Linked DNA regions of Mus musculus: region 1 is linked to region 2. Evidence: chromatin loops called from intact Hi-C (ENCODE). Cell type or tissue: heart. All regions are shown on one strand. Links, peaks and the distances in the headings refer to the core of each region. The heading gives the core; the rest is flanking DNA. Region 1 holds the start of Bcan (brevican). Region 2 overlaps Isg20l2 (interferon stimulated exonuclease gene 20-like 2).

Evidence for each region. Hi-C counts contacts between places; a loop is a spot of excess contacts. Peaks named below come from ENCODE experiments on the same cell type or tissue, not always from the same donor. Only the 100,000 strongest peaks of a DNase experiment are listed, where the experiment ranks them.
Region 1: a loop joins it to region 2, with 3 times the contacts of the local background. A loop is called at or near these places in 2 of 42 quality-filtered maps.

The regions. Positions count from the first base shown.
Region 1 is chr3:87,991,812-88,007,850 of GRCm38, reverse strand. It overlaps Bcan (brevican), which reads left to right and starts at 7,495. Exons shown (of 14, transcript NM_007529.2): 1 at 7,495-7,748; 2 at 9,996-10,106; 3 at 10,495-10,866; 4 at 11,138-11,312; 5 at 11,606-11,733; 6 at 12,148-12,441; 7 at 13,518-13,739; 8 at 14,209-14,796. The coding sequence starts at 10,016. In heart, for the core only: no CTCF peak of the experiment used is centred there; a DNase peak (open chromatin) is centred at 10,470; H3K4me3 peaks cover 2,103 bases; H3K27me3 peaks cover 7,709 bases.
Region 2 is chr3:87,936,449-87,952,487 of GRCm38, reverse strand. Isg20l2 (interferon stimulated exonuclease gene 20-like 2) reads right to left here. Exons shown (of 4, transcript NM_177663.4): 3 at 13,714-13,914; 4 at 11,802-13,250. The coding sequence ends at 13,137. Crabp2 (cellular retinoic acid binding protein II) reads right to left here and starts at 3,795. Exons shown (of 4, transcript NM_007759.2): 1 at 3,578-3,795; 2 at 195-373; 3 at 1-10. The coding sequence starts at 3,647. In heart, for the core only: no CTCF peak of the experiment used is centred there; a DNase peak (open chromatin) is centred at 7,417; H3K4me3 peaks cover 723 bases; H3K27ac peaks cover 2,587 bases; H3K27me3 peaks cover 2,315 bases.

The DNA.
Region 1 (16,039 bases), core at 3,371-11,370, 57 kb before region 2:
GCCAGGCATGGTGGCTCACGCCTTTAATCCCAGCACTTGGGAGGCAGAGGCAGGTGGATTTCTGAGTTCGAGGTCAGCCTGGTCTACAAAGTGAGTTCCAGGACAGCCAGGAATATACAGAGAAACCCTGTCTCGAAAAACCAAAAAACAAAAAAAAGAAGGTAGGGCTGGAGAGATGGCCCATCTGTAGTGGGATCTGATGCCCTCTTCTGGTGTGTCTGAAGATTAGCAACAGAGTACCTACATATATAAAATAAATAATATTTAAAATATTAGTTTAATTTAATGTTCTAAAAAGGATAAGGAGAAAATAAAATTTGAATACAATTGTAATCCCAGCTCATGGGAGAGAAGGCTGGATCAGAACTCAAGGTCGTCCTTGGGTTCAGAGCAAGTCCCAAGCCAGGATGAACTACATAGAACCTTACCTAAGGAGGCAGTGGGGATTGCTGGTGATGGCTCAGTAAGTGTTGCTTCACAAACATGAGGACCTAGTTCGGATCCCCAAAACCCGCATGAAGGCCGAGTGAGGTGGCATAGATCTCTGGGCATGAAGCTCCCTGCCAGCCAAGCCAGCCACGACAGTGCTCCAGCTCAGGGAGAGACCGTCTCAAAAAATACGGGGTTGAGAGATAGAGGAAGATGCTCCACATGGACTTCTGGTCCTTACAGCAGTCATACATGAGTGCATACATACATGTGTACACACGAGTAAACACATGCCAGAGATGAGAGGGAAGGAAGAAAGACAAGAAAAAAAAAAAAAAAAAAAACAGAACAAAGCTGAGGTATCCCCCCCCCCCCTCGAGTTTCCCATTCTGGATGTAGCCGAGTGTCCTTGCATTCCTCTGTCCCCTGTAACTATATTTAGGAGTTTGATTAAACTCTATTCACGTTTCCCCACCCCAGGAATAGTCCAAAAAATGACATCATAGGCTTCTCTTTTGCCACACCCGGAGGCAGTCTTCACGATGCTGAGACTGACTGGGCCAGCATGCTGGGGATGCTGTCTGATCCGTTCTTTATGAAGTGCACTATTGGAAGTCTCTTGTGGCTTCTCAAATGACCACAGACTTGATTTAAAACCACAGAGGTCAGAATCAAAGTGTAAGCAGAGATGCGTCTCTGGGGGCAGCTTTCCCTCCCCTAAGTCCACACGCCAGCTCTACCACTGTGGTCACTATGCCTCCTCCTCTTCTGTCTCTCAGAAGGACACGCCTCCATGCAGGCTTCTCAACCTGTGGGTCGCGACCCCTTTGGGAATCAAACGACCCTTTCACAGGGGTTGCATATCAGATACTTACATCACGAGTCATAACAAGCAAAATTAACATTATGAAGTAGCAGTAAAATAATTTTATGGTTGGGGGTCACCACAACATGAGGAACTGTAATAAAGAGTCACAGCATTAGGAAGGTTGGGAACCACTAGCATAGCATTTAGGAAATGCTGCTGCTCTTTCAGAGAACACCACTTCCATTCCAAGCACTCACATGATGACTCACAACCATCTGTAACTCCAGTTGCAGGGGCTCTGTCGCCCCCTTCTGGCATCCTCAGGTACTACATGCACACGGTGCACAGACAAGCAGGCAATACACATTAAAACATACGTATATGTGCAAGAAATAACACCAAGAAGACCCTGCCTAAAAGTAAGTCAATCACAGATTCCAGGAATTAGGAAGGCTACCCTGAAAGCCAATGCTCACGGCTTTCTGTGTGACGGTGGGGTCACTCACAACACACTTCCCCCTCCTTTTGCTGTCCTGAATACAAGCATTCAGATAAGGAGGCTTAGCGTTTGGCCTCTGTCCATGTCCTGGGTAGGGCTCCCCTGAAGTAGGTCTTGAGGTAGGAACAAGTTTGTAGCCTGCTGGGGAAGAGGTGCAAAGTGACTTTTGGACAGGATTAGGGAGGTGGGGCAGAAAGCCACTCAGAGCGCTTACAGGGCGGGAAGGCTCGGAATTCACTGTAGAATCCAGGGAGACCGGATGATTATCTCTGAAAATCCTTTCTCCGAGGCAAAGGAAATCAGCTCCCCTGTGGACTGCAACCACCTTCCTGGAGATTTAAACTGGCACTCCTGTCTTGCCCTTGACCCAGACAGGTACCCTCAGCAGAGCAAAACCTCCCAAAAACCCAGATGGTGGCAAGAAACTTCTTGTGAAGGTGAGTGCTGAAGGACACGGGTCATAGCCCTGCTGGAGCCTCCGTGCCTCATGCTGACTCCATCTGTCTTGTCCCTGACACTTCAAGGTGGTGGCCTGCTGTAAGCACCTTACCACAGTGAGGTGGCAGAATCGCACTCTGCAGTTCAGGCTGGTCTGGAACTCTCTCTGTGAATCCGGCTGGTCTTCAACTCATGGGGATCTACCTCCTGAGCGCTGGGCTTACAGACTTGTGTCGCCAGATCTGACAACTCTAATTGATTTTCATTTTTAAAAAAGATTTATTTATTTATTTTATGTGAGTATACTGTCGCTGTCTTCAGACATACCAGAAGAGGGCATTGGATCCCATTACAGATGGTGGTGAGCCATCTACCTCCCAAGTGCTGGAATTAAAGATTTGAGCCACCATGCCCTGCCCAACAACACATATCTCAAAAATAAGGTGGAGAGACATAGAGGAAAACTTAATATTGACCATTGACTTCTGTACATCCACACATATGCACATATACAGGCACACATAGGCATTCTGACACAAACATGCATACATTGCTACACATGACTGTCCTCTGAGCCAATTACTCTTCCTGATGTTCCTGTTGGCCCTGGTCTCTCCTGCTGACACATGCAGGTTCCGTTGAGGCCTGGCTGTTCCTGCTAAGTCATGCCACCACTGCTGCTATCCCAACTCTACCTGACTGGACTGCTGGTGTATCCTTGAAGTGTTTGCAAGTGGACCAAGCTGCCACTGCTGACCTGTGAACTGAACCGCTGATTTCCTGATTTCCTCCGAAGAACCATTTCTAAACAGGTCCACTTCCCCTGTATCCTTTCTTTTTTTTTTTAAGATTTATTTATTTATTATATGTAAGTACACTGTAGCTGTCTTCAGACGCACCAGAAGAGGGAGTCAGATCTCCTTACGGATGGTTGTGAGCCACCATGTGGTTGCTGGGATTTGAACTCGGGACCTTTAGAAGAGCAGTTGGGTGCTCTTACCCACTGAGCCATCTCACCAGCCCTCTTTTTTTTTAAGCAATTAATTTATTTACTTTATATGAGTGCCCTATCTGCACATACATGTATGTCAGAAGAAGACATCAGATCACACTACAGATGGTTTTGAGCCACCATGTGGTTGCTGGGAATTGAACTCAGGACCTCCAGAAGAGCAGACAGTGCTCTTAACTGCTGAGCCATCTCTCCAGCCCATATCCTTACTTTTACACTACCTGTGGTGGATGGTACGATTAAAAAGTGGTTAAAGTGTTTAAGAACCATGATTAAAAGCACTCGGGAGGCAGAGGCAGGTGGATTTTTGAGTTTGAGGCCAGCCTGGTCTACAAAGTGAGTTCCAGGACAGCCAGGGCTATACAGAGAAACCCTGTTTCTAAAACAAAACAAAAAAACCCTTAAAGTTACAGTTTGTCATTGGGACAGTGGGGGAGGGGGAGGTGTTTATATGTCTCCCCTAGGAAAGAATTTTAGCAATACACACACAAACATGTACACACACAAAAGAGAGAGAAAGCAAAAAAGGAGGGAGGGAAGAAGGGAAAAGAGAAAGAAAAGGACAGCGTGAGTGTGCTGGGTTGGCAGCTCCCGGCACTTGAAGAGCCAGTCCACTGTAAAGTGAACCCCTTGCTTGTGAGCCATGATTGAAGGGACCTTGCAAGGGCTCATCATTTCCTTTGTGCCCTGGACATCGGGGCTGGCCTAGGTGCTTGGTCAGGACAGGCAAATCTGGCTCAAGATAAGCACCGGTGAAGCGTCTGTTCCCCTCCAGATCAATGTGCCCCAACGTAGCTGGTGGGTCTCAAGGACCCAGGCAGGCTTCCAGCACCCACCGAGCACAGAAGCAGCCCTGGTGAGGAGCTAGTCCTGCTGAGGAGGACCAGCAGGGTCTCCACAATCACCACCTTTGGTAACTCTGTTCATGAGCCCACAGTGCATGCCCTGACATGGGCACAAAGGCTGGCTGTTCCTTCGCTCCCTTCTGAAATGGGATTGACCTGACCATCCACAAAGTGCTGGGTTACAAGCATTGCTGGGGTGGGGGGCTGCAGAGGGGAATCTGCTGTTAAGAGTGCTTGCTTTGCTGGCTGTGGTGGTGCACACCTTTCATCACAGCACTCAGGAAGCTGAGGCAGGCAGATCTCTGTGGGTTCATGGCCAGCCTGGCCTGCATAATGAGTTCCAGAACAGTCAGGTCTACATAGAGATCTTGTCTCCAAAAAAGACCAAAACAAAACAAAAGCACTTGCTGATCTTGCCGAGGACCTGAGTTCAGTTCCCAGCACTCACTAGGATGGCTCACAACCACCTGTAACCCCAGATCCAGGGGAGCCAATGCCCTTTCCTGGGCCCCATGGGCACCTGCACACATAGAGATAAAAATAAAATAGGGGGCTGGTGAGATGGCTCAGCAGTTAAGAACACTGACTGCTCTTCCAAAGGTCCTGAGTTCAAATCCCAGCAACCACATGGTGGCTCACAAACATCTGTATGGCTACAGTGTACTCATATACATAAAATAAATAAATAAATCTTAAAAATAAAATAAAAACCACGTACATGCTCTAACATAAGACCGCTCAACAATGTGTTGGCACCATCTTACATGTGGAGAAACTGAGAGAAGGTGCATGCCCCAACACCACAGAGGAGTGAGCCTGCAGGGAAGGTGATGCACACCTCTGGTACCTCTAGTGATCTCCTCTGAGCCTGCCCCTGGTGGCCGATACTCAGCTGCAGATCCAGCTCCAGGCCACAGCTGTGCCATCTCTCAGAACCACCCCCTGGCATTTCTAAGCTTTGCTATGCTTCCTGGCCCCCTTCTGAGACTATCAAAGCCCCCATTCTCTGAGCACAGCTGTGCCAGCACTGGGCCCCTCCCAGCCAAGAAGCCAGGTGTCTGGGCCTTGAGGGGGCTGGCTGCCAATGCAGGAGAGGGCGCGAGTCTGAACAGCCCTCCAGCGGCCACTTCAGATGGGCGCACAGTAAGAGCCAACACCGAAGAGGGGTGTTTGGGAGGCGGGAGCTTTGCGAGCAGCGTGGGTTCTCACCTTGGGCCACAGCTTTGGCCTGTGTGGAAGCTATTGCCCTGGGAAAGCGGGAGGAGATTGCTGGTTCTTCAAGAGAGCCTGGAAAAGTCTCCAGGGCAGGCTGGGAGGCAGCCAGCTGCACCACGTGGGGACAGGGCAGGCGAGCCGCCACTGCCTGGCTTTCTCCAAGCTCGCCTTCCTCCTCCCTCTTTTCCTGAGCCCTTGGTGCAGCAGTCCTGGGCAGGCCACTTCTGATTCAACCGGCTGACCCTTGTGACACCGCCGTTTACCATTTGGCATCTAGAAGACCCTTGTGGCTATGAGAACTGTCATGCCCTGTTGCTAGGACACGGGTTTGCACACGAAAGCCGCCATTCTGGGCTCTGTTGGCTTCCAGTGCCAAGATCTCTGTCTAAGATCTAAAGGGGATGCAAGGAGCAGGCCAGGGTCCAGGAGCACCTCAGATGGAGAACAGAAATGAGCAGAGTCCTTTGGCTATGAGTCAAGATGCCAGACTCCATAATTGGGGAAAAGGTACCTATCAGCAATGGCTAGAGTTGTGTGGGTGTACCTCGATGCAAATGTCCCCAGCTGGAAAAAAGGGGGGCCTTTATAATGCCCATCTTTTATAGAAAGGGGCCCCTCTCAAAGACTCAGTCCCCATGGGCTGCTGAGCCCCTAACCAGACCTCATAAGGCTGTGAATGACAAAGAATAGGATTCCACAGGAGTGGTGGGGACCCTGCTTGGTTGATCAGAAGAGGCCAAGGCATTCCTGGCAGATGGCTGCCTACTGGCTCCACTGGCCCCAGGATTCTTTTCCCCTTCCCCCGGGTTGTGCACATTGGTAACTCTGAGCTGGGGGCGGGGGCGGGGGGTATCTCTTTCCTGTCTTCCTTGGTCACAGTCAGGTTTTCCCAGGCAAAAATTGTGTTATATCCAAGACAGCAACTGGGCTGAACTGCAGCCCCTTGGTTTCTTTCCTAGCTCCACCTGGGAGACCTGCAGGGCATGGAGCCCATGTGTTGGTGAGCCATGCAGGTGCAACCCAGAGCTGGCACCCAGCACCTCAGAGTCCTTCCCAACTGGTGACTCCCCCAGTCTTAGGGCCCCAGACAGGGCCTGGTACATAGATGACTTGTGGGTCAAGCTTAAGGAATGAATAAATGAAGGCCTCCTGTGCAGCTTCTTCAGGGGCCCCTTTCTCCTTTCTGCTGGCACCACTGCCTGGTAGTTTTCTCCCTGCGTGACTCTGCCCTGGGTTTCAAGGTCCTTCTGTCCTGTCCTTACAGTGGGCGGCATTAGCTGGAGTCCTCTCTTTAAACTTGTAAGGCTTTGGAGAGGAGTTTGTTTTTTTCCAGAGGTTCTGAAGGCGTTTTTTTTTTTTTTTGTTTTGTTTTGTTTTTTGGTTTTGTTTTGTTTTGTTTTTTTGGAACTCCATCCAAGGCAGGGGGTGGGGCGTGATTAGGAAACTGTTCCCTGAGTTGGGGGTGAAGGTGTCTGCAGACAGTCGGCATTTGGGGATCTAGAAATGGTAAGGTCACAGCCCCCACACCGGCCTTGAGGACAAGGATCTGGCTGAGTGGCCTACAGCTGGTGCCAAGGCTTTGCCTGGAGTCGCAAGCAAGAGGAGGAAAGTGGGAAGCCTGGGAAAGCAGGGAGAAGCAGCGGGTGAAGTGGGGGTGGGGGACAGCTGGCAGTCCTCGAGGCCCACCCCCAGGCTCCTGGCTGCACACTGGGCAGCCCAGCCGAGGCTAGCAGGCTCTCCTGCACACATTGATCTGCAACCTGTGACGCCTGCTCCATCACTCACTGTACCACTTGATACCGCGCGCCTAGACTCTCTTGACTTGGGTTGCCTAACCCGTAGTTCTGCGAGTCGACCTCCACCTGGTCAACCACTGCAAAGTCAGCTCCTCCGCCGGGGAGGGAGAGGAGCACCGGGGGAGCACAGCCCGATCAAAGCTTCCTCAAGAGGGATGGCTGTGGTCATCTGCCTTTTCTCTGGCCTGAGAAAAGGACTTCCCCTTTTCACCCAGCAGTGCCCTCTTTCCCGGGGCAAAGCTCCTGTCGTCCCTCCATCCTCTGCGCGACTAAGTTTGAGCCGGTCTTCCTCCCTTTAACCAATGAGAAGTCCCTCCCGTGTTCTAACTCTCCATCCTGCGTCGCCACAGCGCCCTCCATCGCTCCCTCCCCGCCCCTTCTGCCCTCCCCGCTGCAAGTCTTGGGCTCCCGTCCGCGGAACCTTGTCCTACTTCGCTTGTCCTCCCTCTGCCCGCTGTCGCCCGGAACCCGCACAGAGAAGGCAGCGGGTCCCGTGACCGCGCAGAGCCCCCCACGGGGGCGGCAAGGGCCGGGGACGGCGGGGAAGGCGGGGCGCGTGGGAAGAAAGGGGGTTTTGTGAGGCTCCCGGCGAGCTGGCGCCCCTGTCTGGGTCCCGCGCGCCCGGCCCTGCTCGCGCCCGCGCATTGCGCCGCAGTCTCGGCTGCGGCTGCGGGACGTGCGGTGTGCGCGGAGGGGACCTCGCAAGGTGAGTGCGGAGGCCTGGCCCTATCGGTCGCTTGCTTGCTTGCTGTGTGACCTTGGGTAAGTTTCTTGACCTCTCTGAGCCAAAGGATCCGGGCGAGGGCGAGAGCGGGCCGCGATACTGGCTGCTGTGGGCGACCGAGACAGTGACCCACCGTAGCTTCCTGGGGTCCCCAGGCACTCGGGGGTGCGGTCGGCAGCGGCGCCTCTCTGAAGGTGGGCGCGCAGCGCTCTGTGCCGGCTTCGGCACCCTGAGCCACGCGTCTGCTCGCTCACTGTCCTCGCCGCGCAGCCTTCAGGAGCCAGGGGACGTCTGGGCTGCGGAGCGACTAAGGATGCCCGGGCTGGAGACGACAGGGGACTGCTGAGCTCCGGTCCTTGTGGTGGCTTTCCTCCGGGAAGTGTCACAGTAGCCACTCTTGGCCACTTGGATCAAAAATTCATGTCTCAGGGCAGTCGGATCCTCTGGCCTCAGGCTTCCTTCCTCATCCCGTGCTGCCCCAACACGGGTAAAAGAGGTAGCCACAGGGCCGGGCGGGCGTGTGAGTAGCTCCTGCTCCCAGCCTCCCCTCCTCAGAACGCTCCAGCACCTGGCTTACTTGCCAGCGGTAACCCGAGTGACTGCTCGCCCGGCCCGCTGCACAGCACAGGCCAGAGCGCTGCTTAGCAGGGGAGTCTGTCCTGGGAGGATCTAGGAGGACCGCTTAGGCTCAGGCTAGCGACTATGAAGGCAGACCGAGTGGGAGATGGAGCCAGTGAGAATAGGTATGGTCGGTAGGAAATCTTGCCTGACGTTGTAACTGACCCCCGGCTGCATCATTAGCCATGTAGTCCTGGGTCCCCGAATACTCCCAAGTCTGACTCTTTACAGAGTGTGTTCATTATCTGTGCAGCTTTCCTTCCTGAGGGCACAGTGACCTGGCTCCCGGTTTGGCTCAGAGTTAGCTCTAACCCTCTCTGGTCATCCACCTCACTTTCCCCGTGAGCCTGTATGCGCAATGAGATCTCAGAAAGAGAAACTGTTTCCAGAGCTGAGGGCCAGGGCGGGGGGGGGGGGGGGACGACTGGCCTCTCCCTGTACCCTTCTCCAGTACACTCCAAGTTGTAGGCTTTCACAAAAGATGGGTGGGGGAAGGAGCAACTGGATAGAGGCCAGACTGGCAGGGACAGGGTCTTTGTCCCAGCTGGCTTCTGAGCCAGGAGATCCGGTGGGAAAGCCCGTGCCAGGCAGAGGGGAATGGCTGAGAGCAAAGTGGGAGGGAGGGAGGGATGGAGGGGGCAGAGGATGTTGGGCACCAGGGGAGCTTCCTTACAAGTCCTGGTGGAGAGGAAGCAGAGGGAGAAGCCGCTGTTTCAGCAGGGTTCAGTCTAGGAGGCCCTCCTGGAAGAGGAAGGGTTAGGAAGGGAAGGTTGGAGCTTTACTGTGGGGGAAAGAAACTCCTGGTTGGCACCTGAGGGCGGGGAGGGGGGTGTTTGCCAAGGGGGTGAAGTAGGACCATAGTTGCGCTCCCAACCCCACCCCTGCGTCTGTGGGTTTGAGTCTCCAACCCCTAGAGGCTGCCTGGACCTGCAGGTGCCCAAGTCCCTCACACAGAATGATGTCTTTGCATCTCACCTACGCATGTCTTTCATACACAGGAACCCGTCTCTAGGTGACTTATAATTCCTAAGTATATGCATGCTGTTTAGGGAACAGTGACAAAAACCTCTGTATGTGTTCAGAACAGACTCTTTTTTTTTTCCTGCATGTTTGACGAGTAGCTGGTTTGGATGCATAGATTTTGAATACACGTGCACAGAGAGCTGATTACGCAGTACCACCAGCCACTGTGTTACAAGTATTCGCTGGCATCTGTTATGTGTCTGTTGCTGGCCTATGCACAGGGCATTTTCTGTCGTAGATTATAAATAGGTAAGTAGGTAATAGACAGTGGCAACTGTGTGTAGATGACAGCTAGACAGGTAGACAGACAGACAGATCACTCAAGCATACAGCCCCATCAAAATGCGTAAGGTGCTAATGATGGTGCTTCCCCCCCCCCCCCCCCAGTTAAGAAGACACAGACTCAGAGAGGGTAAGGAACTTGGCTTAGGTCACACAGTGAGTTGACTGGGCACACCTCTTGGTGCTTGGAGATAGGAATCAGAAACAGAGTTAGGGGTGATTCTAGTATGTGCTACCTGCATGGTGGGACAGAGAACGGAGGAAGTCCGTTCCGCAGTCTAACAACTTTCCTCTTTCCTCTTCAAGTTCTTCCATCAGTGTGCAGAATGATTCCACTGCTTCTGTCCCTGCTGGCCGCTCTGGTCCTGACCCAAGCCCCTGCCGCCCTCGCTGATGACCTGAAAGAAGACAGCTCGGGTGAGTAAGCATCCAGAGGACCATGTCTCTGCTGCATCTTTCTCAGGACAGAGGGCTGTCTCGGTTTAGCCCCAGCTACATGCTTCCAGCCTAGGCACACGGAAGGAGATGTGGAAGTGCTGTGGGCAAGGGCTGGAGCCAACTGCAAAATAGGGATGAATTGGGAACCCTAGTAAGTAGGGGAGTCTTGGGGGTCAGAGTTGCAAAGGAGCACGAGGCAGGAGGCTAAGGGTAGAGGATCAAATTCAGGACCCTGGGCAGTGCTCAGCACCCTGAGCTGGGCAGTGCACCCCAGGCGCCTTGGATCGAGGGGCGGGGCTTGGAGCCAAGCGCACAGGCGCACTACGTCCTGCGTCTGGCTGCAGCCGGCTTTGACCCCTGTCCACAGAGGATCGAGCCTTCCGCGTGCGCATCGGTGCCACGCAGCTGCGGGGCGTGCTGGGCGGTGCCCTGGCCATCCCATGCCACGTCCACCACCTGCGGCCGCCGCACAGTCGCCGGGCCGCGCCGGGTTTTCCCCGGGTCAAGTGGACCTTCCTGTCCGGGGACCGGGAGGTAGAGGTACTGGTGGCTCGTGGGCTGCGCGTCAAGGTAAACGAAGCCTACCGGTTCCGCGTGGCGCTGCCTGCCTACCCCGCATCGCTCACGGATGTGTCTCTAGTATTGAGCGAACTGCGGCCCAATGATTCCGGGGTCTATCGCTGCGAGGTCCAGCACGGTATCGACGACAGCAGTGATGCTGTGGAGGTCAAGGTCAAAGGTGAGAGGAGAGTGAGATCCCTAGAGAAAGGGAGGAAAGGACTCAGGCCCCCCTCCCCCCGCAAGGAGTTGATTGTGAGGCGGCTTAGCAAACCCTGCAGGGGAAAGGCACAGGGTGAATAGGGGGCCAGAGATGTGGGGGGAGACAGTCCCACAAGCTGTAACAGGAGCACAATCGGACTTTAACTTTTGTGAACAGGAAGTGACAGAAGAGAGGGGGAGGTCAGTGTGCTGGTGGTCCGGCCAACTCAGGAGTTATTTCTTCTCCGCAGGGGTCGTCTTCCTCTACAGAGAGGGCTCTGCGCGCTATGCTTTCTCCTTTGCTGGAGCCCAGGAAGCCTGCGCTCGCATAGGAGCCCGAATCGCCACCCCGGAGCAGCTCTATGCTGCCTACCTCGGCGGCTATGAGCAGTGTGATGCAGGCTGGCTGTCCGACCAAACTGTGAGGTGGGCTGGGGATGTAGACCAGGAACTCCTGGTCACATCGGGATGCTTGCTACCTCCTCCCTCCATCGAAGTTCCTCAGGATTCCCTGCCTCTGGAAAGAAAATTGGTCTGCAGCTCTGCCTGGGCCTTACTTTCCTGCATCCTGACATCACACACACACACACACACACACACACACACACACACACAGCAGCAGCAGCAGCAGCAGCAGCAGCAGCAGCAGCAGCAGGGTTGACATGGGACAGCCTTCTGGGGTGGAAGATGCCAGGCATTAGCCTCTTCCTCTCTCTTAGGTACCCCATCCAGAACCCACGAGAGGCCTGCTCTGGAGACATGGATGGCTATCCTGGCGTGCGGAACTACGGAGTGGTGGGTCCTGATGATCTCTATGATGTCTACTGTTATGCCGAAGACCTAAATGGTAATTGGGAGTGACAAGCCCTTCTGCAACATGGCCCTTGGTTTCTTCTAGGTCCTCCACTAGACTTCACATGTCTAAGAGGACAGGCAAATTAGGCAGGCACTTAACGCACGCCTCCAAACACTGTCCCAGAGGCAAGCCTCTGAGCAGACCTAGCAAATAGCAGACAGAGGGGTGGGGGCGGGGCCGGGGTGGGGGTGGTGAGTTTCAGCAGAGTCCTGTAGAGCGAGGAACTGGGGCCAGGCTCTCTAAGTACTAATTTTCATCTTGGGTTTCATGCAGACTTTGGTACTATCAGGTGGGCAAGGTGACCCCCCCACACACACCAGGAATGAGCTTGCCTAGGAACGTTTAAACGTCTAGGGTGGAAGTACTGCCAACTGCCTGATGACCCAGCTCCTCTTTTACACTCAGGAGAACTGTTCCTAGGCGCCCCTCCCAGCAAGCTGACATGGGAGGAGGCTCGGGACTACTGTCTGGAACGTGGTGCACAGATCGCTAGCACAGGCCAGCTGTACGCAGCCTGGAATGGTGGCCTGGACAGATGTAGCCCTGGCTGGCTGGCTGATGGCAGCGTGCGCTATCCCATCATCACACCCAGCCAACGCTGTGGGGGCGGCCTGCCAGGAGTCAAGACCCTCTTCCTCTTTCCCAACCAGACTGGCTTCCCCAGCAAGCAGAACCGCTTCAATGTCTACTGCTTCCGAGGTGAGTGGCCTCTGCAGCAGTCAGTGCCAGGCCTGGAATTCAAGCCCTCACCATCTTCTTGGTCATTTGCCCTCAGTAATCTGTATTAGCTTCCTCAATCCTTGTGCCTGTCAGCATATTGGCCAACAGAGGTAGCTGACATTTTTTTCACTTCCATGAACCAACTGTTCTGTGCTTCAGTGAACAAAATGCACGTGGGAGTGGAACGCTCCTTAGAATGTTCCAGATCCTACAGCTTATGGGTGACAGGACTTTCAACACTGCGTGTTGAGGAGGGGACAGAGGGTGGTACTAGGAAGCCAGATGAGTGCAGACTCTGAGCCAAGCACTTTGTTCTGAAAGAAGCAGTAAGAGGCATGACTGTGGAGGGACAAGGAGGGGAGATGAAGGACAGATGTAGGTTTGCTGGTCTGTGGTGACCTGGGCAAGGGTCACTGGAACAGGTCATACAGTCCTGTCTGTCCTGCCTAGAGATAGCTCTCTGGGCTTCTCTTGGCCCAACTCTACGTTGGAGTCATTGGTTCTCTGCTCTGTGTTCCCTCCCCAGAGGATGAGGTAATTCACTCTGAGCCACTGAGCATCACACCCAGAAAGTGGTCCCTTCCCTTTCCTTAGCCATAGCTGAGCTCCAAGCTCCTCAGATAGTGACCACTGAGCACTCTTCCTGGGGATGGAGTCTCTACCCTTCTCCACACAAGCCTAGCCTGCACGGTACAGAGCCTGCTCCATCCACCCACTCTGTATTCACACTTAAAGGAGCAGCTCACTCAGCCTTTCTAGACCCATCTGAAGGAAAGTGAGCCTCCACTTCATCTCACTGCTTCTCAAGTGCCTTTCTATTGTGCAATGTGTTTATTGCCTATGCCTATTTTCTTCAGGTTTCCCTAGCGTTCTCTATACCATACTCAGAGAAAGCTTGGCCTAAAACTAGAAGGCACTCCATTAGCACTCGAGGGATGGGTGAAGCACATTCCAGGGCCTGTAGAGGTCTAGCCTAGAGGCTCAGACGCAGCCCACACCCTGGGAGGATTCAAATGCACACTTAGCTTCTCACTGGCCTTTTCCTCTTGCCACAGACTCTGCCCATCCCTCTGCTTCCTCTGAGGCCTCTAGCCCAGCCTCAGATGGACTTGAGGCCATTGTCACAGTGACAGAAAAGCTGGAGGAACTGCAGCTGCCTCAGGAAGCGATGGAGAGCGAGTCTCGTGGGGCCATCTACTCCATCCCCATCTCAGAAGATGGGGGAGGAGGAAGCTCCACCCCAGAAGACCCAGCAGAGGCCCCCAGGACTCCGCTAGGTAACTGGAAGCCTTTGCCTTGGGTTCTCACTACCTGAGAGAAGTTGGGGGTAGGAGGGCAAGCCCAAGTGGTCACTAGGGTCATGACTGACATAATTCTGCCTTAGGTATCTCTCCTATCACCCTCCCAAATTTTTTATTCAAGTAAATTCCACACCCAATTCTCTTTAACTAGAGAAACTTGTGTTTAGAGGGTGCTCTCTGGGAAGGAAATATATTCCTTACCCCAAGATTGGAAAATGTTGGCAGACTGGGAGAGGGAGATGCAACAGCCTTTTCTGACCCAGTAAGAGGCAGTTTGCAGAGCCCTTCAATGCGTAGGCCAGGTCAGAGTTCTTCCAGACAGGCAATGCACCAGGCGCTGTACCTCTCCCCCTCCCCTTGGGCCCCACCCCCCTCCCCTCCCCTCCCCTCCCCTTGCTTGGTCTGGGGCGCTGTCCCTGGTGCTGAACTGTCTTGCTGTGGTCAGAATCGGAAACCCAATCCATTGCACCACCTACCGAGTCCTCAGAAGAGGAAGGCGTAGCCCTGGAGGAAGAAGAAAGATTCAAAGACTTGGAGGCTCTGGAGGAAGAGAAGGAGCAGGAGGACCTGTGGGTGTGGCCCAGAGAGCTCAGCAGCCCTCTCCCTACTGGCTCAGAAACAGAGCATTCACTCTCCCAGGTGTCCCCACCAGCCCAGGCAGTTCTACAGCTGGGTGCCTCACCTTCTCCTGGGCCTCCAAGGGTCCGTGGACCGCCTGCAGAGACTTTGCTCCCCCCGAGGGAGGGAAGCCCCACATCTACTCCTGGTGGGGCAAGAGAAGTAGGGGGGGAAACTGGGAGCCCTGAGCTCTCTGGGGTTCCTCGAGAGAGCGAGGAGGCAGGGAGCTCCAGCTTGGAGGATGGCCCTTCCCTACTTCCAGCTACATGGGCCCCTGTGGGTCCCAGGGAGCTGGAGACCCCCTCAGAAGAGAAGTCTGGAAGAACTGTCCTGGCAGGCACCTCAGTGCAGGCCCAGCCAGTGCTGCCCACCGACAGTGCCAGCCACGGTGGAGTGGCTGTGGCTCCCTCATCAGGTAATTCTGCTGAAGGCTCAATGCCCGCTTTTCTCCTTTTCCTCCTCCTCCAGCTCTGGGCCACCTGACACGTTGGCCTTTAATCCACCCTTTTCCCCTGGACCCTCTGGTCCTTTGCCCTCGTTCCCTTTTCTGTCTCTCCCCGTGGATCTTCCATCTTGGATCTTCCATTCTGTCACTTCCGTCCCAGTTCTCTGATCCTCTGTCCCCTCCCCCACCCACCACTGACCCTTGGGCCCTCTGCTGTAGCTCACATCTCACTGGCCACACAGAATGTCCTCATGCCTCTTCCTGGTGCCCTCATCAGCCTTGAAGGCAGGCCCATTGTCTGCAGTTCCCTCCCTGGGCCCTTTGTTCCACCCCTTTAACCAACCCCCACTGATTCCAGGGAAGCCTGAGAGGCCATACCTACCCCTCACCTCTGGGGACCAGAATACTCACCCCAAAGAGCCTTAAGCCACTACTTCTGTGAAGTATTTTTTGACTGTTTCATGGAAAACAAACCTTGGAAATAAATCTGTATTAAACTGCTTTGTACCCAGCCGTTGACAACCTCTCCATCTCCAGCTGTCCTTTCTGCTCATCGCTGTGTCTGAATCAGGAATCTCTGTTTCCCTGTACCCTCTCCATCCTCTGTGTCTCCACCTGTCTCTTTGCCACTCTTCATTGGCCAACATCCTTGCTGTCACAGCAGGATGGCAGCTTCTTACTGCTCCCTCTATCTCTCCTTGGGCCATTTACACCTTCCCTTCATACTGCTGGGACCCCAGACTTGACTGTACATATCACCCAAGGGAGTCCTCCGTCACCTGCAGAAGAAACCCACACTGCCCGGGTATGATGTGTAGCCTACCCAGGTAGTTCCTGCTTGGAGCTGGTTCTCTAGCTTCCCAAGGCTTAAACATATCATCTTCCTCGGTGCACCCAGCAAGAGACAGTACTATTATCCCTGTGCCCAGTGTTCCCTCCCTGCACTAACCCTGCACTAATGACCCCCCACTCCCGGAGAAATGGCTTATGTTCTTCAACCCAAAGGACCTGGCTCATTCGGAACAGGGTGGGGTGGGCAGAAAGAAAGGAACTGGTTTCCACCATCTGAAAGAAATCTTCTGTCCCAGAACCATAAGGTTCCCATTGGAAGTCTTCTCCGGGAAGGCTGAGGCCCTCCCAGGTTCACCTCTCCTCCATGGCTCAAGTGGAATATCACCCCTACATCACAAAAAGCTTGCCCATTTCAGCTATT
Region 2 (16,039 bases), core at 5,096-13,095:
TCACCAAACTCTGCAAGAGACCAGAGACCAAAGAGCTCACAGTAAGGGCCTGTGCAAGCGAAAGGGAGCAGAGGCAGACCCCTTTCCAGCACCCTGCACTCCTTAGGGACTCCTTCATGAGAGCAAAGAGTCTAGGGAAGCTAGACGTGGCAAGTAGGTGCTGTGACGCGGAGGGGGCCCTCCCTGTCCCTCACCTTACAGGGTCTCCCATCCACGGTCTGCTCCTCAAATTCCTCCCCGATCTTGAAGTTAATCTCCGTGGTTCGCACAGTGGTGGAGGTTTTGATGTAGAAAGTGTCATTCTCCTGTTTGATCTCGACTGCTGGCTTGGAGGCTGCAGCCACAGCGATCTTCCTCATCATCATGTTCACCCCTGCGGGGAGAGAGGACAGATAGCTCCGGCACCGGCTGCCATGAGACAGCTGGAGCAGCCCCATCTTGATGGCCTTGTGTGTGTGTTGGTGTGTGTGTGTGTGGGGGGAGTGTAGGGGTGGGGTGATAATAAGGAAAGAGGCTATAAATTGAAAGAGGAAAGAGAGGGATCCAGGTGAGGCAGGCTATATGACCCCACCTTGTTGAGTCAGTAGGTGGGCAGGACTCCCCAAATTCCAGCAACACATTCCTAGCACCCTTAGGGTCAGCTTCCCCCACGGACTACCTGGTGCGTTCAGTTTCCCTCACTCTGGCCTCTCACCACTGGGTTTGAGACTGTGAGGTAGGCTGGCCGTTACTAAATTCCCCATGCCCACTTGCAGGGTAGACCAGGCAAGCAGGTTGCTTCCCTCTCTGCCCCAGTTACCTACCTTGTACTCTTAGGTCTCTTTATTTGCACAACCCCTGCCCCTCTCAAACCCAAGGAGCAGATTCTCAGCCGAGGAGGATACAGAGGAAAACTGGGTGACCCTGAGCTTAAGCGGCTCTGGCTTCAGATTCCTCAACTGCCAAAAGGAAACAGCAGCTTCTTCTAATTGTCCCATGGCTCCACAGTAAGAATGGGGGACACACAAGGCCAAGTGCACATTCATAGTTTCTAGAAACTTTTTTTTTTAAATAAAAGCAAGTACAATGGATGAAAGAGCCGCAACATAGCAGGGCATGGTGGTGTACACCCTTTTTTGGGAGGCAGAGGCAGGGGGGATGGATCTCTGAGTTCAAACTCACCAACCTGCTCTATAGAGTGCATTCCAGAACAGCCAGAACTACACAGAGAAACCCTGACTCAAAAAACCATGAGAAAAACAAAAAACAAGCCAGAACATAGTGAAACCCATTATTACATGCAGGTAATATATGCAAATAAAAAAAGAAAAGCCAAACGAAACTAGGTTTGGACAAAGTTTCCTGTGCCAGACTGCTCTCTGTAATATTTCCAGGTCTCTTTCAAAGGAAAATTCTGCTGTCTTGAAAGGAGGGAAGGGAGCTGGGCATGGTGGCACACGCCTTTAATCTCAGCACTTGGGAGGCAGAGGCAGGCGGATTTCTGAGTTCGAGGCCAGCCTGGTCTACAGAGTGAGTTCCAGGACAGCCAGGACTATACAGAGAAACCCTGTGTCGAAAAACCAAAAAAAAGAAAAAAGGAAAAAGAAGAAAGAAAGAAAGAGAGAAAGAAAGGAAGAAAGAAAGAAGGGAAGGGAAGGGGAAGAGATGGGAGTGTTTTGCCTCCCCTCTGATGTCCCTAGCTCCAAGAATCATCCAAGGGCCATCCAGCTCAGCTTCTGTGTATTTAGAGTCTCTGTGTCCTCATTCATATACTTTCCCTTCCCTGCCCCCATTTCATTTACAGAGGGCTCTGTAAATGAAGGAGAGCAACCCTCTGCCACCAACAGGAGGATCCACCCCCACCTTTCCAAGCCTGATGAGGTGAAGAACTGGCCCTTCAAGGTGCTACAGGGGACAAGCCACTGCCACCGTGCAACCCCCCTCCCCGCCACCCCCATATATACACACAAATACTCATGCATTCCATAGCTCTGGGTTCCTGAGAAGAAAACTGACACTTCATTTAGCCCCAAAGTGGACTCACCCAGTCCTAACCGAAAGACCTGCTGTGTTTGCCCTGATTATCATGATGAGCCCTGAACTCTCCCACAACATGGACCCTGAACGCAGACCCTGTGGCGTCTCTGGAGGCTGTGTTAAGGAGAACCCCGCCTCCCTCAGTCTGCAGAGCTGGGGTCCTGGCTCAGCTGACCTTGGCTGACACAGGCAGTTTGTGTAACAACGGGTCTGTTTGCAATCTACCCCCTAGCAAGTCGCGTGGCTCAGAGAGACCCTGCGGGGAGGACAAACATTCTGAAGGCAGACTGTAGGATTGGGCCTTTCTCTGCAGCTGGAACCCGGGGTGGGGGTGGGGGTGATGCCAGGCTCCCACATCCACTGCAGAGAGGGGCCAGAATTTAGAGCGAATGAGGGAGGAGACAGCAATAGATTTTTCTGAAAATTTCTATTCTCTGATCTTTAATTTCGCAAGGGCGGAGCAAGAAAACTGGGTATGACTCTAAGGATCATTGCGGTTAGCTGACACAAAGAGAATGAACAGCGAGGAAAGATGAGAACAGAGGCCCTACTGCCCTCGCAACATTCTTTTTAGCTCCAGACTCACTCTTATACAGTCCCTAGCTCCTCAAGGGTATCCCCTGCTCCCCACCACAGGGCTCCTCTCCAGTGCAGAAATGGAAGGCATGCTGACCCTTAGGCTCTGGGGTAGTTTCCACTCCCTGGGGCGGTTAACTGCATCTCTCCGCAGATGTCTCTCCTTTCCTATACCTTCTAGCTCAGTCGCATCCTAGAGGGTAGTAGAAGGTGGGTAGGGAAAGTCTGGGTGGTTCCTGTGTTCCCACCCTTGGCTAACAGCCCAGTTGCGCAGGGTGCAGCTGGTCTGTGGCGAGGAGGGAGGCAATCCTAGACTTTCGGAAATGGGGATTGGTGTTTCACACGAGGACATTTGTTGAAATCTAAGAAAGTGGTAATTGTCCAGAGCGATTTTAGGGCTTGGGAGCCGGTTGCTGTAGGAAAATATGTCTCACAGGTGGGGGTGGGGTGGGGTGGGGTGGGGTGGGGAGACTGGAGTGGGAAGTGCAAGGTGTGGGGGAGGGTCGGGGAGCTGAAGTGGTGGACCACCTGGTGGGCGGAGCCAAGTGTTGAGGATAATGGACCTGTCGCCTGGATTGGGTTACTGTTAGGGTACGCGGAAAGATCTTGGAATGTCTCCTAGGGGCTCCCTGCCTGGATTCTGGATTCTTAAAGCTCAGAGCCAGGTGCCCTGGTCAGCAGGTCCAGGCGCCGAGGCTAGCCAACCCCTCCTGAGACTAACCTCGTGCTTCTGGTTTCTACTTGCTTCACAGGCTCTGAGTCACCGTTGAAGCTGGCACTGGTGGGCGCCCAGCCTCAGAAAGTAGGATTTAAGAGTCTTGGGCCTGGTGCCCCAGGACCCAGGGTATCCGGCACGCCCCTTTCCTAGGATGCAGGCTCCCAGGTACATTCCCTGATTCGGCCCCCTTCCGTTTATTCGGCCTCTGCTCTAAAGACCCCAGCGCCCTTCTTGTCCTCCCTTCCCAACTCACGAAAACCTCCTTACCCAGAGCTTTTAGCATTTCCTCAAAGTTTTCCGATCGGATGATCTTCCAGTTGCCAGAAAAGTTAGGCATAGTGGCAGCAAGGTGGCTTTCTCTTTAGATCTTCAACTAGAACACTGGACGCTGAGTCCTTTAGGCTAAAGATACTTTGCTGTCTCCTTTGCAGAACAGATCCTTCCACCTGGGGACCAAGCCGCGTGGAGGACAATTGCACAGCCGCTGGGCGCCAGAGCTCTAGGCTTTTATACCCAGCTGGTGCATGAGGCGGCCCCGCCCCCGCCCCGCCTTCCACACCACCTGGGGGCCCTGCTCTGTGACCACTTCACCCCCATCCTTTCCGGAATCCCTCCTGTTTCTAGAAATGTGGGTGGGTCCAGGGTTCTCCAAGAGCCAAGATACCCTTCTCCCGCATCAGTAGGCGGACCGAGAAGCGTCAGAAGGCAAGAACGGGGTTTGTGCCTCTGGCAAGAACAGGGCACGGCTCTCGCCTGGGTCACGGATGCTCTCTCGGCCTGCAGGGCGAACACAGGTCCCGTTTCACCAGTTCCCTAGTAGTTCTCTACCAGATTTGGTGCTCTGGACAGCTCAGCTCCAGGCATCCGGAGACCCCACTAGCGCAAGAATTGTCCCCCCCCCCCCCCCCCGGCAACCGGCAGTCGAAATGGACTCAATGAAACAGCTCGGAATTCAAGCGTTCTTTTGGGTGACAGGGAGGTGCTGCTCTGTCCTCCACCCCTTGACTCAGCTCTGGGTTCAAGTAGTGCCTGGGGACGCCTGAAGTGAGCACAAGGCAACTCATTCATTCCTCTCCAAGCCCTGGACGGACAATGAAGGGTTAAGCAGGAGCCCCCGGCTCGAGGCTAGAAGGGCAGAGGTCACAGCCAATCACTTGACACGACTCTTTTATTAAGGCGCTTTCTCGGTGGCTACGCTTCCCTGGGCCCCCTGGGCCACAAGGAGGGGGAGAAAGACGCCAAGCGCCCCCCACCACCCCCCACCCCCACCCCGCGGCTTGCCGCGTTGCCTCCGGGGTTGGGGGAAGGCTGACTGTGTGGGGAGGGGGTGGGTCTGAGACGTCCCTATCTAGAGCTGAAAGTGCGGTGAATCAGCCTCTCCGAGGCTGATTTTTACGTGGGTGAAACCCTAGTGGAAAGACAGCGAGACAGCAGAAAGGACAGGAGCGGCCTCGGAGGCACGCGGGTAACCCAAAGCCAGAAACAACGTTGCTCTGTGCTGGAGCTACAAGTGTTTGCCCTTTCTTTGGCATTCGCCCTCAGTCTCCCGGGGCTATCCCCGTAGTCCCCTCAGGATCTCAAACAAGGTCCCTGCCTGGCCCCTTCTCATCTAGGTGGCCAAGGTTGGAACAGGCAGCCCTGACCTGGTGAACTGGGGACTTGGCAGGCTTTGGTTGGGGAGTGGAACTGAGCTGAGGACAGGGCCTGAAGGATTAACCTCACTCAGAGGCCAGACAGTGTCACTCGAGTCAGGTCTTCATCGAGGCAATCCCGAATAATGGGGTGTGGAAAACTTGAGAGGATGAGGGAGGAAGGCTGCCTCTCAGAAGGGCCTCTGGATCGCCGCTCTCCCCACCCCCCACCCCACCACCAACACTCAGAAGGGAGTGGGACAAGTCGGCCTGAGTCTAGGACTCTAAATTTTAAAGCGGAATGCTTATTTGAGGGGCGGGCGCGTAGGAGGCATAGGCTTCTGGAAGAGGAGGCACGTGGGTCTAGCAGTTTCGCCACTGCAGATGCTTAGCTAGGTGGGGAGAAAGGGGAATCTGAAAGCGCTCTGAGTATAGGTTGCAACCTTCCCCGCTTCAGTGCAGCTTTGCTGTAGGTAGGCACAACGGGATGATTTTCAGTTCTGACAGTGAAATCTGGCCTCTAGACGGAGAAATAAGGAGTGGCCTGTGGAAGGAACAACGCAAAAAACAGGAGCCTGATGCTCCACCCCACCCCCACCCCCGCTGTCCCTACTCCCATACCGGTGGTCATTGTGTCCAATTTCTACTTCTCCAGACAGACTCCTGGAGCCCAGGTAGCATTTTCCTTCTTACAAGAGAAAAGGGCAGGCAAGCCCTCTTCCAGGAGCCTTGAGAACCTTACTGATGGTCATGATGATGGGTGAGGACACAGCCTAGGAAGGAAGCCTGGGATGGCAGTTTAGAGGAACCCAGGCCAGGTAGAGAGTCCCACTAAGACTAGAGCCCTGGAGGAAGTTCCCCCAGGTGGGAGTGGATGCCCTAGGCCCACTCCCTTCCTTTTACCCTCACCACCTCCCTCCTCTAGCAACTGGCTAGGATTTCCAGAGACAGAAGGAAGACAAAGGGAAGTGGGACTGGGCGGGGAATTCTTTCCAGATGTGTTTGTGGTTTGGCAGTTCAGGGCCGGAGCTCCTCGCACCCCAACTTTGCTGAATGAGGGAGGGAGGGAGGGGGCAATATGCTAGGGCTAGGGCTTTTGGCCTCCAGCAGCCCTTTTATTCCAGGGGAATCGCAGACATGAGCAGCTGGGAAGAGACACTGAGGGATGAGGGGCCTAGGAGGCGGGCTAGCACAAGTGGATGGGGTATCCAACTAACAAGGGGGCAGGGGCTAGGGCCTCAGAGCTGTTCAATGGGAGGAGCTGCCACCATTAAGAGCCCCAAGCCCAACTACTGGTTTTAATTTCCCACTGGGATCAATAAGGAAAGGAATTTCCCGGTGCCTCTGGTCTTTCAATTATAACCAAATCTGCTGCAGATCTGCCCCAAGTGACCCCATTCCAGTGATCAGAGCCCTCTTGGGGGCCCCTCTCCCGACAGGAGTTGGAGACACAATAGGGAAGCGGAGGCAAGCAGAAGCAAGCGGAGGATGGAGTGGGGAACAGACCAGCGCAGAGTGAGGGACACTCTGGTGCTTTGTTCCATTGTGTGGCTAGGAGGAAGGTGGTCTCAGGCTTAGAGCGGAGGAAGAGAAATGGGCTGAGATGACAGCAAGGAACAAGTTAAAAGGGCTGCAGTATAGGAGACAATTCTACCCTCTATACCCCTTCCATGAGGCCGTGGAGCATGAGGAACCACCCAGTCAGTCCATCACGGAAGAGGCCAGGGTTGACTGGGGATAGGAAGAGCAGCAAAGTCACAGAATCCCTAGCCTCGCCCCCATCAGGACCACAGAGAGAGACTCTGCCAAGGTCGCTACTGGTGGAGGGGTTTGCTCAATGTGGTATTACTATCTCTATTGGGTCAGTAATTGTTGACCTGGACTTCCAAAGTAAAAGCCAGCCAGTTTGGGCTGGAGGAGGAGGTGGTGGTGGTGTTCTGAGCCAGAAGAAAGGCTGGCTGTCATGTATTAGATTTGTGTCTCCTGAGCCCTTACACCCTCAGGACTCTACTTGCAGAGAGCCTAGATCGACAGCCTACCTTTCACTGGGGTCCTCCATGACAAAGGGACTCTTTCTGGTACCTCTGCCTGTCTCCCTGGCTCAGAGACCCAGCCTTTGTCATTGTAGCAGAATGAAGGGCAGTAGAGCCCCAAAGCTGTAAGACAGGGTCAGGGACCTAGAAAGAAAGCAACCTACCTCCCAGAAACATTTGGATGCAGAGTCAGGAAAGAACAGAGGACCCTGAAAACCCTGATTTCCACCCAAAGGTAGAAGATGCTGTGACCTGCAAGGCCAGCCTGGGGTCTGGCAAGGGGAGGCAAATAGGACCAGGAAGACAGTACAGGAGGCTGGAAAGAAACAATAGGAAAGGCTGGGGCAGAAGGAGGGGCTACCACAGGCCAGAAGAGGGTCTGTACAGCACCCAGGCGGGGCCTCTGTTGTTCTTGGCTCTGCCATGCTTTTCCCAGCTCCAGCTGCCAACGCTCTCCTCAGGGCTGGGCTGGGCTGGGCTGGCTGAGCCAGGAAGACAGGAGGGTGGGGTAGGGATGCACTGGCTGAGGACGTGTCCAGACTTAGTCTCAGTCCCCTGCTGGGAGACTGACCTGCAGTTACACTTGGGCTGGCTCTATGGTCTGGTTTCTAGTACTGTACCCACCTGCCACAAACAGTGTCCTGCATTCAGCCCTAGCAGCCAAGGTAGGAGGGATGGGGCTGTGGCCATGGGCAAGCTCAACAGACAGGACAGATAGGTTTTATGGCACATGGGGAAAAGGGCCTGTTCTGAAAAAGACACATGGCTCTGGACAGCCCAGGCTTCTCCAACTCTGCTGCTTTGTCCAGGGCACTGGGGCTGGAGAACCCGCAATCCAGTCACCTCCCTGGTGCTGCTTTTCCTGCCCTCACAGAGAGTTGGGATCTGAAACGCTCCTCTGGTTTCCCATGCCACTGAGATGCTGAGGTTCAGAAGAGATGGAAGCAAGCAGCCCAGAATCCGGGGTCTTCCCCCAACCCTCACCATCTTGAATCAGCAGATAAGCAGGGTCACAAGGCTGCTTTAGAGGTGGAGAGGGATCCGTGGTTAAGAGCACTTGGGCTGTTTTTCCAGACGACCTGGGTTTGAATCCTAGCTCCCACATGGTGACTCACAACCTTTCATAACTCTAGTTCCAGTGGATCTGATGCCCTTTCCTGGCCTTCCTGGGTACCAGGCATGCATTCAGTATACAATATACATGAGGTCAAGCATATACACATAATAAGGCTATAGATTAAAAAAAAAAAAATCCAAGTATCTGGTGCCTTAGTCAGTCCAAGGCCTTGTTCTCCACCTGACTTTCACTTCTATCTCTAAGAGCAAGGCCAGGGAGTGGATAAAAGAGCAGGGTGGGTGAGGGGAAGAGGTCCCTACATTCACCTAGATCTAACACTATGCTCTGGACAGCATGAACAAAATGGGAGAAAGATGTATGAAGTGACAAGTTCTGATTTTCCTCCCTGTGGGCAACAGTTCTGGAAAAAAAAATAGTTCTGTCAAAGCAAAACTAAACTGTCCCACAACCACCCCAAACCCCGACCTCATCTGGTCTATCAGGGTTCCAGGCTGCCTCACTCCCAGTGGGCACTGGGCTGAGGCCCGTGAACTTGTTAGCCCGAGTACGTATGCTATCCAAGTGATGTCTCCAACTCTCTCCTGCCTGCCACTCCTCTAACTTGAGCCAAGCCATCCAAGTGAGAGCTTTGGAACTTGGGACTTAGCAGGAACATTTCCCCGGGGAATCAAAGAGGCCAGTATTTCCTGGATTTTATAGCTGCCAACCATGCTGTCATTCAGTCTTGGTCTCACACCTCTCAAGTCCTGGTAGCACCGGTTCCCCCGTGATCTGGGTTGTCAGTGGTGGGTCTTTCTACTACACTGGTAGCTGGCCCAGAGCCAAAGATGTTCAAGGACCAGGACTCACAAGAACACCTTTCTACCTACTCTGCCAGCCAGCCCAGTATGGGGCAGCCAGGCTGGATTCTCTAGGCGTGGGCTCCAGTTCCCTCCCAGCAGCCTCGGCATGGCACTCCTGCCTTCTTCCTCTTTGAATTATAATCTGGGGCCTCTTATAGATTCTTTTTTGTTTTTTTTTTTTCGAGACAGGGTTTCTCTGTTTAGCCCTGGCTGTCCTGGAACTCACTTTGTAGACCAGGCTGGCCTCGAACTCAGAAATCCACCTGCCTCTGCTTCCTAGGTGCTGGGATTAAAGGTGTGCGCCACCAATAGACTCTTTACAAATAAGTAACCAACTGTGCAGGCTAATTCTATGTCAACTTGACACAGACTAGTATTATCTGAGAAGAATCTCAAGTGAGAAAACGGCTCTGTATGATTGGGCTGTAGGCAGGCCCAGCCCATTGTGATTATGCCATCCCTAGGCTGGTGGTCCTGGGTTCCATAAGAAAGAAGGCAGAAAGCCGGGCATGGTGGCACATACCTTTAATCCCAGCACTCAGGAGGCAGAAGCAGGTGGATTTCTGAGTTCAAGGCCAGCCTGGTCTACAAAGTGAGTTCCAGGACAGCCAGGGCTATACAGAAAAACCAAAAAAAAAAAAAAAAAAAAAAAAAGAAAGAAGGCAGAGCAAGCCAGTAAACAGCATCTCTCCAGTCTCTATATTAGCTTCTGCCTCCAGGTTCCTGCTGTTTGAGTTCCCAGCCTAATTCCCTTCAGGGATGGACAGTAAGTGTGAAGCATAAACCAAATGAACCCTTTTCTTCCCCCAATTTGCTCTTGGCTGTGGTTTCATCATAGCAGTAGTAACCCAAACTAAGACACTTAACTGAGCAGGATTCCATAGGGTGTAATCATAGGGCACGGCCTTTGGGGAACTAGCTGCTCTGGCAGAGATTATTGTGCAGCTTGCTACTCAGAAATGTTGGGCTAGGATCCCAGGCCCTGGACTGAGAAACCTCTTACTCAGGCTAACATTATGCATGCACAAGTCTTCTGATCTATGTCTACCCTAGAGTCTCACTCTGGAGCACTGAAGGTATGTGGGGCCCATTCAATTTGTGTATGTGTGCCTACGTGTTCATAGTGCACACATATGTGCCTGTGCACACATGTGGAGGCCAGAGGTTGATGGTGGGTGTTTTGTTAGAGACAAGGTCTCTCTTCATTGCTTTGGCTGCCCTGGAACTCACTCTGTAGACCAAGCTGGCCTTCAACTCACCGAGACTCCATAGTGAGACCACTTCAAAACCCCAAACCTTATGATCTTCCTATCTCTACCTCACGAGAGCCAAGATTACAGATATGAGCCTCCAAAACCCAGCCTTGCAATGTTGACTAAAAACCTTAGTTCTAGGCTCAGGTCTCTTTCCATCTGCTAAACTTGTCTCAACTACCCAGCTGGCTATCCAGTTGCTCAGGAAGCCAGAAACTACCCACCTTACCTTTCTCAAACCCTTTGTTGGTGAATCCTCCCCTGGGCTTTGTTGAAGTATTCAACACATCTATCCCTCTCTTGTCCCAACCTCCTGATCCTGCTAATGTCACCTACTCTGATACTCACATTCTCCTCCCACTCCACAGATGGCTCACCTCTTGGCCATTCCCCAATGCAGATTCCCTACAGCAGACAGCATTGTCTTTCAAAAATACACACCTGCTCATCTTATTAACCAGCATTAAATCTTGGCTCTAGACAGCAAATGTGTGGCTCAGTGAGGTTTCTTAGCTTTTCTTCTTCAGGGCCAAAGATTTCCATTTCCAGTATCTAACACACCACCCAGTACAGAACAGACGCTGGGTGTAGTGCCCATATTCTGCCAGATACTACTCAGATGCTAACAGCAAGGCAGGGACTTCAGGCCTACTCACCAAACCTGAGTGCCAATGCAACCTCTACATCCTTGGCCTGGGAGAGACACCTTGCCTTTCGGTTAACCTCAATCTCCTCAACTGTTAAGTTAGAATACTGCCTTGAGGGGATGGAGAAATGGCCCGGTGGTTAAGAGCACTGGCTGCTTTTGCAAGAGACCTGGGTTTGATTCCCTGTACCCATGTGAGATCTTACAACTGTCTGTAAACCCAGTTCCAGGGGATCTGATACACCCCAATGGCCTCCATGGGCACCAGGCACACAAGTAGTGCAGTTATACATAGAGGCAAAAAAAATCCCAACCAGCTTTGAGTGACACAGTGCAGCTCAAGGGCTCAGTATAGGGCAGGGCACAGTGAAGCTCTCACGGAGATGGCAGTCTTACCACAGCCACCCTCACCCCCATAATCAATTACCACCCATATAAACCAAGGGTAGAACTCAGGATCTGGTATTAAAACTCCAAGAAGTAAATGATAAAATGAAATCGTGAAGGGACAGGGACACGGCTCCACAGAGTAGGGACAACCATGCTGCAGACCCGTGACTCACCTTCAGGAAACAACGGTGTGTACCACTAAGGAAGAGCTGGCAGGCTGCGTCACCAAGCTCCCTTCCTCCCTTATGTACATGGACTCACTCCACCACATTACCCTGCGCGGCTTAGGGTGTCACTTCAAGTGTGACAGGAAAGCTAAGGCCCTATGTGTGACAAAGGCTTACCAGAGCTTCAAATCATCCAGCAAACAAGGGCTCCAGTGACCCATCCAGAGAGCCTAGAAATCCCCACAGGACTACACAGCCTTCCACACGAAGAGATCTTATTTAATACAAAGCCATAAAGAATCCACTACGTGAGCTGGAGAGGTGGCTCCTCCTAGAGGATCTCCGCCTCCCCGCCAGCACCCACTTCCCAGACTCACAACGGCCTGAAGCTTTAGTTCTGCAGGATCTGACCCCTCTCCTGGACCCTGAAAGCACACACATACACATAAGTAAAATAAAAATAGATCTTTATATGTAAAAAAAAACAAAAAACAAACCCACCAGTTTTCTATTATAAAAATCCATAAAAAGAATCGTATGAACTAAGAGGCTGCATTTGCAAGGTGAAAGGCTGAAAAGGCTGAAAGACGATTAAAACTATACAAATTCTTTTTAAACTAAGTGGAACCTAAATTAAGTAAACACTGTTAGTCAGTGCTATGTAACGTGGCTATAAAATTCAGCAAGCAACCACAAAATTCTTTCCTTCTCTGTTTCTACTTCTCTGACCCAGAGCTTTTTCTATGCACTCAGATTGGTCTTAAACTTTTGATCTCCCTGCCTTGGCCTCCAGAGTCCTGAGATTACAGACCATTATGCTGAGCTCCAATCAGGACTTGTCTGAAAGTGAAAAGATACTGCTATTTACTTTAGAACAAAAAATCCCATAAAATTAAAAGAACCATGCTGGGCGTGGTGGCGCAACACCTTTGATCCCAGCACTCGGGAGGCAGAGGCAGGGGGATTTCTGAGTTTGAGGCCAGCGTGGTCTACAGAGTGAGTTCCAGGACAGCCAGGGCCATACAGAGAAACCCTGTCTCGAAAAACCAAAAAAAATAAAAAAAATAAAAGAACTAGGCACAGTGGTGAACACACACCTGTAGTCCCAGCTACTCTCGGGCCTGAGGAAGAAGTCATCTGAGCCCAAGTGTTTGAGGCCAGCCCTGGCAACTCAATTCCTTTACCCTACTCCCCACCAAAAGGAGACATATCTATGACATGTGTCCCATAGAGAAGGTAGTGTGGGACACTGTTTTCCCTGGTGTGCCTTGCTTCCTCAAAGTCAAGGCTGACTGGCACAAGCACCCTGTGACATGTGGTTAGCACTCTAAAGAAGTAAACAGTTATGGTTCATGACTTTGTATTCCATTCCTTCTACCCTCCCCCACCCCACTGCTGGAGACTGTACCTAGTGGTTTATGCATGCTAGGTAAGTGTTCTAGCGCTGGGCTTTACCCCTGGCCCTCTTTTTATGTTAGGACAGGGTCTCACTGACCTAGAATTAATTCTGTAGTCCAGGCAGACTTTACATCTATAACCTGTTTCAGCCTCCCAAGTATCTGGGATTACAGGTCTGAGCCACCTGCCTGACCTAGAGGTGGGTTTAACATGAAAGCTCTCCTCTTCCATGAGACACTTAACCACACAGTGACCAAAATAGCTGAGATGAAATTTCAATGGGTATTAAGCCTCTGGCCAAGCCCCTCTCCCCAGTGATTCTAGCTTCTGCAGGTGAGAAGCTGGAAGAACTGTGGGTTGGTCTACTGCATGTGTCTCCCTGGGATTGCTAATTTTCTGGAGGATTCTGGGCCAGGTGCTGTTCCCATTCAACTTCAACCAACTTGTACAGCTCCATTGTGGCCTGGGCATCTTCCACCGAGGAATGTCCAGTATTTCCAACCTAAAGGAAAAGAACATGAAGACGAGAACTGTTGCTTTTCCCAGACAACTGGACTCCCTGCATCCCGCTAGTTGTCTATACTTTCTCTTCTATAGTTTATGAGTTGTAGTCACAAGTCTACTAGGGCCCTCCTCCCTAGCACATTTCAGTTTCAACTCCCAGAAGGCCTGCTCATTTGAGTGACGATGCATATGTATCTTACTATTAAGCTCTGCAGAGGCAGGACATTTCAGGTCAAACAGACTGTCTGGGTCTTCTTTCTTAAATGTTCTCTGTGTGACATGTACCCAGAGCTCCATATTCTGTGGCCATGTCCTTGACTGCTGAGCATGTGAAATGCTGAGTGCTCTTCTTTCCCACTGTACCATCTGGCACGGTCTATAAAGCACCCAGGATTTATTATTTCTCCTTGCAGACAGGGCTACCGGGTCACCTTTGGTGGGGGCACTTAGAGAGAAGTTACCTGGATGTCCCGACTCAGGAGCTTCTTGGTGAGATGCTTCAGTGACAAAGTGACATTTTCTGGGCAGTCAGCCTTCCGGTTGAGGAGTGGTATCCGGGAAGTGTCTCTGGTGAGGGACTTGGGATGAAAGTACTGTAGGGCTTTGTAGTCATTGTGAATGGCATGCCCTATCACTACCTTCCCTGAGAGTATCTTCAAGATCTAGAATGGGCACATAAGGAGGTAATGAGAAGCCATACTCAAAGGTGGAGCTCCTTAGATTGTGAAGGCCCAATATGGCCATCACCAACATACCACCCCATCACCTCCACCCTCACCCCATTCTTGAAATGCCCCCTTCCACAACTGTTCCTCCTTCAGAACTCCAGCTCTCCCTTCCCTAGAGAACTGCTATGCAATCCTGTTTGGATCTACATCACCAGAGGTCCCTTACATGTTTAGTAACTTCCATCCCAACAATGGTTATCAGCATTCTCCCATCCCCGAAGAACCTGAGGCCTTGTATATGCCAAGTAAATGCTCTACCACTGACCATTATCCCTAGCTGCTTCCTTCAGTCTCCAATGGGACATAAAGATGCTGATCATGGGGCTGAAGTTAAAGTGTGTACTCTACAAGAGGACTAGAGTTCAGTTCCTGGCACTTATGTAGAGTAACTCAAAACTGCCTGTGACCACAGTTTGAGAGGACCTGACATCCTCGTTGGGTCTCCGAAGGCACTGCACACACATGTAAAACCACATATACACACAACTAAAGATAAATCCTTTAAAAAAAATTAATCACTATGCAAGGTTATATAATCCTACAATTCCAGCACAAAGACAGCTGAGGCAGGCAGACTGAAAGTTACAGAATGAATGGGCTGAGCTACAAGAGACTTCTCGAAAAAAACAGGGTTGGCGGGGCTGTAGAGATGGCTCAGCAATTAAGAGCACTGTCTGCTATTCCAGAGGTGATGAGTTCAATCGCCAGCAACCACACAGTGGCTCACAACCATCTGTAATGGGATCTCATGCCCTCTTCCGGCAAATAAATCTTAAAAAAACAAATTAAAAAAAAAAAGGTGGTGGGGGGTTTAAATCTGGGAATGTGGCTCAGAGTGCTTGCCTAGCATGTGTAAAACCCTGGGTTCCAGCACCACAATAACTGTGCACATTGGCACAGGCCTGTAATCCCTATACTTGGGAGGTCACAGTAGGAAGAACTGAAGTTAAAAGTCATTTTTGGCTCCACAGAAGGTCTGAGACTAGACTGAGATACATGAGGCTAGCCTGGGATATATGAGCACCTGCTCCAAGGTGGTAGGCCAGTAAGATGGACCCCGAAAATAAAGAGTCTTTTTTTTTTTTTTTTTTGGTTTTTCAAGACAGGGTTTCTCTGTGTAGCCCTGACTGTCCTGGAACTCACTTTATAGACCAGGCTGGCCTCGAACTAGAAATCCACCTGCCTCTGCCTCCCAAGTGCTGGGATTAAAGGCGTGCGCCACACTGCCTGGCGAAGATAAAAATTCTTGTCACCACGTTTGATGATCTGCGATGATCCCTGAGACCCACATGAGAGAACCAGCCACCACAAGTCACCCTCTAACCTCTGCACTCATGTCATGACACACTCCATCTTCACAAAATGAGAGAGAAAAAAAGCTAAGAAAGCAAACAAACAATAGCCATTGAAAGAGTAAAGCTGGGGCTGGAGAGATGGCTCAGTGGTTCAGAGCACTGACTGCTCTTCCAGAGGTTCTGAGTTCAATTCCCAGCAACCACATGGTGGCTCACAACCATCTGTAATGAGATCTGATGCCCTCTTCTGGTGTGTCTGAAGACGGCTACGGCGTACTCATATAAATAAAAAAAAAAAAGCTGGGCGTGGTGGCACACGCCTTTAATCCCAGCACTCGGCAGGGGCAGGCGGATTTCTGAGTTTAAGGCCAGCCTGGTCTACAAAGTGAGTTCCAGGACAGCCAGGGCTACACAGAGAAATCCTGTCTTGGAAAAAAAAAAAAAGAGTAAAGCTGTAGATGGGGTTTTCTGGATACTTTTCTTGAAACCAACTAAAGTCTCAGCATTTAAAATCTTACAGGTTCTGCAGGCCATACTCAAAACGGTACTGTGAAAGCAGCAGCAGTCCTGCAGTTTTCAGGGGACCCACTTAGTAAGGCATCTGGGCTCATCTCAGATTCATAACCCCAGCTTAATCAAGGTGAAATTCTTGGTGATGAACACCACACAGTGTGTCTTTGCCCGGGTAGGTTCAACCAACAAGCATCTGCTCTGTGCTCTGCTCAGTCTCCCCCAGCACGCGCTTCATCTTGTCTGGCCCTTAG